Linked DNA regions of Homo sapiens: all the other regions are linked to region 1. The links are chromatin loops, found by intact Hi-C in ENCODE. Cell type or tissue: MCF 10A. All regions are shown on one strand.

What was found. Hi-C counts contacts between places; a loop is a spot of excess contacts. Peaks named below come from ENCODE experiments on the same cell type or tissue, not always from the same donor. Only the 100,000 strongest peaks of a DNase experiment are listed, where the experiment ranks them.
Region 2: a loop joins it to region 1, with 5 times the contacts of the local background. A loop is called at or near these places in 4 of 110 quality-filtered maps.
Region 3: a loop joins it to region 1, with 9 times the contacts of the local background. A loop is called at or near these places in 5 of 110 quality-filtered maps.

Annotation. Positions count from the first base shown.
Region 1 is chr14:98,905,302-98,907,801 of GRCh38, forward strand. No RefSeq gene overlaps it. Among named protein-coding and RNA genes, the nearest start is that of LINC02914, 190 kb to the left of the region's middle. In MCF 10A, no CTCF peak of the experiment used is centred here; a DNase peak (open chromatin) is centred at 1,390.
Region 2 is chr14:98,956,304-98,958,803 of GRCh38, forward strand. No RefSeq gene overlaps it. Among named protein-coding and RNA genes, the nearest start is that of LINC02914, 250 kb to the left of the region's middle. In MCF 10A, no CTCF peak of the experiment used is centred here; a DNase peak (open chromatin) is centred at 1,098.
Region 3 is chr14:99,034,598-99,037,097 of GRCh38, forward strand. The region is part of intron 1 of LOC107984696 (a long non-coding RNA gene); the gene reads right to left. Among named protein-coding and RNA genes, the nearest start is that of BCL11B, 240 kb to the right of the region's middle. In MCF 10A, no CTCF peak of the experiment used is centred here; DNase peaks (open chromatin) are centred at 904 and 1,554.

The DNA.
Region 1 (2,500 bases):
AGCTGTTTTGAGGACACCGATGGATGAAACCATTGTCCGTGTCCCAGCCGTGAGGCTCCCTGAGGGCCCAGACCCGGGACTGGGCCAGGCTTATTCCCTGCTGTCTATCCAGAGCCTAGAACAGGGCTGGCACACAGTGGATGCCTGGTAAATATTTGTTGAATAAATGAATGATTGAACTGGAAAGGGATTTTTGAAATTATCTCGTCCAGTCATTTTCAAACTCTCTTTTTTTTTTTTTTTTTTTTTGAGTCAGAGTCTCGGTCTGTCACCCAGGCTGGAGTGCCCTGGCGTGATCTAGGCTCACTGCAACCTCCGCCTCCTGGGTTCAAGCAATTCTCCTGCCTCAGCCTCCCGAGTAGCTGGGATTAGAGGCACCCGTCACCACGCCTGGCTAATTTTTGTGTTTTTAGTAAAGACGGGGTTTCACCATGCCCCTTGGCCAGGCTGGTCTCGAACTCCTGACCTCATGATCCGCCCACCTCGGCCTCCCAAAGTGCTGGGATTAGAGGGGTGAGCCACTGCGCCCGGCCATTTTCAAACTTTTAAGGGGCTGCAGGGATCACTAGAGAAAGTTTGGGGCTGTATCCTACTTGACCTAAGTACCTCCATTTTTAACTGTTTACATATTGGGCTTTCCAAATTTCATTTGCAAACTGAAATTCTGCACACAAAAAGTTACAAAAATCAAAATTTTGAAAAATTATGGTCTAATTCTTCCCTTTTAAAGATAAGACACTAACGCCCAGAGAGAGAATACAACGTGCCCAAGATCGCCTAGCAAGCTGCTGATGGGGCCAGAAAGAGGATCCAGACCTCCAGACTCCACATCCAGGGCCCTTCTCACACTGCCCCCATCACCTGGCCTCCCTCTATCCTAATGTTGACTCTGCAGGCTTTCAGGGGCCACCTGCCATCCAGTCCCCCTCCTGTGGGCTTATCAGTGGCTGCCTACAGGACTCTGAGATTCCAGATGGAAACGGAAAGAATGGTAAAAAGGAGGTAATTGGGCCAAGTTGTGGAGGGGGGAGCTGTCTCAGCCAGGTATGCAGCGTCTCCTCAGGTGGAGAATCTGGCTAGAAATTCCGAAGGGGACAAAAGCTAACTCCATATGACCATGGTGTTGGGTTTTGAAACCCTATACGTTTTTTAAATCTATAATTATGTGGTACACACCTAATTAAAATGGACTATAATTGTTGAAATATTTTATTGAAGTCATTTTTTTTTTCCGAACGACAGGTTTAACAGATGATAAAACTTGTCTTGTGGTTAACTTGGGCTGCCAAGATCCCCAGGCACAGTACAGAGGGTGGGGCTGTCCGACAGCGGACAGTCAACTGCATCTGAATGCCAGCATTCTTTGCTAAGCACTCCCTTCTGAAGGCTCCTCTTGGGCCCCATGCCAAGCGCTCAGGACGGAGACAAATAGCCTGGGTGGGTGTTTTGTGCACAAAGATGATTGAGGTTTGCTTTTGCTCGATGGAGAAATCCTTTGAAATTGTGCTCCCGGGGAGCAAGGGCAGCTAAGATCAGAGGGAACTGTTTATTCAAAAGCACAAGGAGAGAACAGTGATCCCTCCCCACTCACAACCCACACCCTCCTCCAAACTCCAAATGACCACGGCGAAACAGGCCTCGACAGCGTCAGGGAGCTGCATCCTCACGTCTTCCAAAGGATGAGATGGATGTTTCTCTACCCGTGCCTCCGACAGGAGTTGCAGTTTACTGACAGTCTACCAGGTGCTCAGTGCTTTGTATGCTTTGTTTCTAGTATTTACTACCCACTTTACAGATGAGGAAACTAAATCATAGATAAAATGAGTGGTTTAAGGTCTCGCGGCAAGGAAATATGGCATAGTCTTAACCCCAGCTCTGCCAAACTCGGAAGCCAATGTTTTTCCACTGCTGTGTTCTGTCTCAAAGGCTGGCTCAAAGCGCGCATCTTCATTATTCAAAAAACGGAATCAGCCTGCGGGAGGGAAGGGCAGGAAAGCATGCCCCAGGAGTTGGGGGTTCCTTTTCATTTGTGTTGTCTGTCTGTCCTCCCTACCCAGCCCTGCCGGCAGCATGGGGGAGGGGGCATATTACAAGATCCAGGGGTACTTCCCAGCCCACACCACCAGCACAGCAAGGGCTAGGCCAGGGAGGCAAGGGAGAAGTTTGCTCCCTTTCCTGCCTGAGAACCAGGGGGTAGTCATTTGACCCCCAGTTCTGAGCTCAGCGAAAGTGAGAGCAGTAAGGTAGGGCCCTAGTTGTGAGCCACGTGCCGTTGTCCAGATTTTGTGATGGCTTTATCCTCTGTGATTGTCCCAACCCAGCTGTTAGGCAGCTATTGTCATCCCTGGGCTACTGGTGACCAACAGGGGCCTAGCGGCTGCAACAGACCTAACCTGACCCAGCTAAAACAAAGCTCCAAAACCACCCTAAAAAACGTATTCTGGGAGTTTCTCCATTTTGCGTTGGTGTTTTTTTGTTCCTGTGCTTTCTTTGTTCTTCC
Region 2 (2,500 bases), 51 kb after region 1:
GGCCTGAGGTCGGGACACATTGCATTTTGAGCTATGGTGGGAAACCCAGGTGTCACTTCCCACCAGCAGTGAAATGTGGGAGAATCGCCCCAGGTAGAGATCAGGGCTGCAGAAGCAGAGTGGGGTGCCACATGCACCCGGAGCAGGGAGTAGGTGTCATCACTGCCCCTGGGGCAGGAGTCGGGACAGCCCGGGGCTGGCAGCGATGGGGCCTCCCGGAGATGCCACCAGGCTGCACTCTGACTTGGGCACTCACCAGCCCTTCAACCTCAAAATTCAAATCTATCTTACAATTAAAATGGGGTTTTTGTTTTTATGTATATAAACACTATTTTTGAGACCCTCTGGAGGCCTTGTGGTCTAGTTCCAAGGCCTTCATGATACAGCTTCCCTGTATCATGAATTCTCAGCCTGGGCGATATTGATGATTTGAACTGGGTCACTCTTTGTGGAGGGCTGCCCTGTGCTTTGTGGCATGTATATAGCAGCATCCCCTGCCTCTCTTCACCTGATGCCAGTGACACCTCCTGCCCCTCAATTATGACAACCAGAAACGTCTCCAGACATTACCAAACATCTCCTGGAGGCAACACTTCCCCAGCTGAGAAGCACTGTGCTGTCATTAAGGACACTTTCACATCTTTCCCAACTTTCTCATCTGACACACTCATGAGATTTCTAAGACATCTTATTAAATAAGAAATAAATATTTCTAAGAAATATTAATAATAATAATGGCTAGGGCTTTGTGGTCAGACCCCAAGACAAAGCTGCTCTATTGCCCAGGTCCATAAAGCATCAGGCAAGTAGCTGAAATTCTCCTCCACCCCAAGGGTGTTCATCTGCAGATTGTGGGGGGAGAGAGAGCAAATGATCCCTTGGAATGAGGGGGATCCCACCCACACAGCTGGCCAAGAAGAGACAAGGCCCCTCCTCAGGCCAGGGTCTGGGCCATGAAGCCGCTACCATGTTCTGGCTGGAGTCCCCGGACTCAGTGACTCAGCTGGCAAGGATACTCTTGCTTACGAAAGAGGGTGGGTTCGGGTGAAGCAACAGTTGGAGCCTGCATAAAAGGCAGAGAGCTGATCTGAGCCTTTTGACTCACTAATGGAGAAGCCCTGACTTTCTAGAAATCTCCACATTCACCAGTGACAGTTACGTCATGCATGTGAAGGGGAGGCAAGGGCTTTGGTGCTTCCCTGTCCAGTTTGCCTAAAGACAGCCAGCAGGGACGGGACGGGAACTAGTGAGTGTTTATGCTATTCACAAGGCTCACCCTGAGAGCTCAGCCCTGGCCCCACGAGGTCTCAGGTGGGTGGCAACCCCAGGCCATGGCAGCCCTTCTTGGGAAATGGCTTGGTCAAGGCTATATCGTCCAAGGGCAGGTATTTTTCAGGTGGGTGGGAATGGGCGTGGACAGGAAGAAGCTGGCCGGCGAGAGAGTCATAGGGTTACAAAATTGGGAGGCGCCTGAGAAATCCTACATTTGCTACAGGCGAAGCTTAGGCCCACAGAGGGCGGAGGACCAGGGATCCTGGCGAGGCGAGGAAGATCTCATTACGGCACCCGTTTCTCAGATGAGGAAATAGAGACCAGAGAAGCCAAGTTCGTATCCTGAGAGCTCAGCTAGTCAGCAGCACAGCTGAGATTTGACTTTGAAGCTGATCCCATTTCCCTGAGCATGTTTCCACCTGGCTTGACCAAGGGGCTTGGTTGGAGCCATCTCCCCAAGCTCTGAGCTCTGGCAGAGCCTGGTGTCAAATCCTTTTGAACTAAGTCCCACCATGTGTGTGACCCAAGTAATCCCACCTGGCACCTGGACCCACTTCCACCGGGCAGTACGCATGGGAAAGAGGCCATTCGATAGCGCGACATGGCCAGTGGGTCCAGTCAAGACGTGAGGCACATTAGAGTCATTAAAAATCATTAGGATGGTTGAGTTCTGAGGTCAGATAAGCAGGATAAACACACTCCGGAGAAACTAGTTCTCCCTTTTCCTGCAGCTGCTCCCACTCATCCCAGCCAAGCACTCAGCCAGCCAGACTCCCAGGAACCTGCTGCTGAGCTCCAGGGGCTCATTTAAGATCCAGGGTCCACGGGCAGGTCCCCGCGCTGCCTTGACTCTTGAGTCACACCTTGCAAAGCCTGTGGGAGATTTGGTTCATTTGGAGTGGGCTTTTACACACGGACGGGATAAAAAGCCCACCCAAAGAAAGGTCCTTGGGTCATTTTGCCTGGAGACAAGGAAGGGACTGAGGTTCAGAGTGGCTGTGTGACTTACCTGAGTGAATACAGCTTGGTAAGTCAGAACGGTCAAAGGCCAGGACTGTGTGCGTCCACACTTGACCTGCCCACACTGCCCCTGAACACCCTTCAGCCCCGGAACAAGTTTCCTCTCTTGAATTTGGCAATCTGCAAACAGACCTTTGCCCAAGCCTGTATCTCAGGTCTGTTATATACAGATGTAGATGGAGAGATGTACTCTTAAATCACTCTCGGT
Region 3 (2,500 bases), 130 kb after region 1:
CTCCAACTTGGCTAACAGGCTGATCTTTCCAAAGCACCAAGAGATCACGTCACCTCCCACTTAAAACCCTCAGTCTCGTGCCACCAAGAGGATAAAATCCTCTTCTGTCCTAAGCTTCCGAGCTCCCCTAGAATCTGGCCTGGGAGACCCCTCCTGAAGCCCCGCCCGCCCAGGGCCATGCACACCTCCCCAGACACCAGACGTCTCAGGGTTTACACGGGGTGCCCTCCGCGGCCCCCTTCCTGTCTTCACATCTATGTATTCTGTGTATCATTACCCCAACCTCTGATGGAGAAACAGGTTCAAAGTGATTGAGTCGCATCCCCAAGGTCGCACACGGATAAGCAACCTAAACCCAAGTCCTCATGCTCTCTTCCCCTGGGAGGGGTCGGACATGGAGGCCCGCAGGCGTTTTCTCCACCTTCCACAGCCTTGATTGTGCGGAGGCAGCAGCGCCACCCACAGGCAGCTCTGGCTTGAATCCCAGCTTCCCCACTTCACCTGGGGGACCTTTGGTGGGTCACTGAACCCTTTGGGCTCTTCATCTGTAAAGCGAACTAAGAACACAGCCTGGGCTGACGGGGAGGATTACTGAGAAGGAGAAATGCCATTTCCTGGGCCTTTTGCAAAATGTGTAACGGACATCCGCTAGCAGAAAGTCTGAAACTAGATTTCACCACTTGGGAGGTGGGAGAGCGGTGGGTAGGGGGGTTTGATCTGAGCCACCCCAGATTTCAGGGCCAACGCTGATCTGGAAGCTCCTGGGGACTTCTGAGACTCTCCATCCCCTGGCATTAGAAAATGTACAGGGAAGCACGCTGGAAACCAGGAAGCTCTAGGCAAGTGTAGATTACCATGACCAAGCCTGGGCTGGGAAGAGGAAGAGAGGACAGAGCCAGGCTGGGAGGGAGCCAGAAAACACTCTTGTGGGCTGGGCTCTAGCAAAAAGTGCTGATTTGGGGAATCCGTGGATTAGAGAAGAATCTCTTTGCCTATATCTTGCTGTGTGACCATGGGTAAAGTCCCAAACTTCTCTGAACCTCAGTTCCCACAGCTATAAAACCAGGATATTGGGCCAGCCTCCTAGATCTTTGCAGGTATCAGCTGTCTATGAAGTGTCACCCACTCGTACCACCTCTGTTCCGTGAGACACGGTCACCTCACCACCTTGGGAGGCGTTGTTGCTTCCATTTCCAATGTGAGCAAACGGAGGCTCTGTGAACCGTGTTCCCAAGGTTGCAGAAGGAGAAGGGGCCGGGCCAGAAGCAGAACCAGCTCCATCTGCCCTCCAGGGCGGTGCTCTGCCGCAGTCCCTGAGATGGCTGCCCTCCCTCCGTGCAGGCGCTGGCCTGAACAGGCTGGCCCAGGGCCCCCCAAGCCTTCCATGCTGGTGGGAGGGCCGCCTGCACAGCCAGTGCGTCCTCCTCGGCGGCCCGTGCCAAGCAGCCCTGCCCAGACCGCACGAGGAGCTGGCCACGACCTGCCAGGCCCGCTAAGCCCCTCCCGCCTGTTTCTCATTTAGAGCAAGCCCCGGCTGCAGCCCAGACATTCCAGAGGGGACAGTCAGACGCCAAGCCCGCCCATGGCTTGGGAAACCGGGCTGCAGGCAGCCCCGTGGTCAGGAAGCTCCACAATGTTTTCCCCTCCCTGTCGACATTTTAAAAGTTGCTTAACCCCTGGAGAAGTCTGGTCCACTCTTTTGGGGCCCGGCTGAACTGAGCCATCCCTGACCCTGGCATTCAAGGGCTCCATGGCCAGGAATAAAAATGACTCTGTAGATGAGCTGGACTCCCCATGGTTCCCAGGCTCTCCTGGCTCAGACCTCCTTCTCCAGCTCTTTGTTCTGGCTGGTCTCCACCTCTGAGACAGCCTCCCTTCCAGCTGGGAGTCCTGAGGCTTCCTGGTGGAGGAGGCATCAGAACAATACAATTGCCACTAATTAGGTGTCAGCTGCTGGCTGAAGTGAACACCCCCACTTACCCCCGCTCCCAGAAGATGCAGGTGGAATCGCTCTAGCTGTCCCTGGAAGAATCCTACCCTTCACACAGCCTTGAGTGCGTTAATTATAGATTGCCGCCTAATGACATAAGTAGCGTTCCTGAATTCCGCCAAAGTGACAATTTGCCATCAACATAAAGCCGCTGCCCGCGCTGCTAGCTGGCCGGGCATCCGGGCGCGAGGCTCTGCGCTCCTCCCGGCCCCTCCCTCCGCCACCCTGCCCAGCACCTGGATGACGCTTGCTTGGCTTGCTAGTCAAAATACATCCTTTTCCCTGTCACCGCTGCCATCTCAGCCCCCAAAAGTAGGGCCTCTTCTTTTTTCCTTCATCTTTTTTTTTTGCCCTGATTTATCAACCCTTGCTGATGGAACCAAGGGCTTTTAAAAACTGTTCCCACAGAATGGCAGTTCCTCAAAAAACTAAAAATAGCATGATCATTGGTCCCAGCACTTCCGCTTCTGGGTATACACCCAGAAAATGAGAGGCAGCATCTCCAACAGA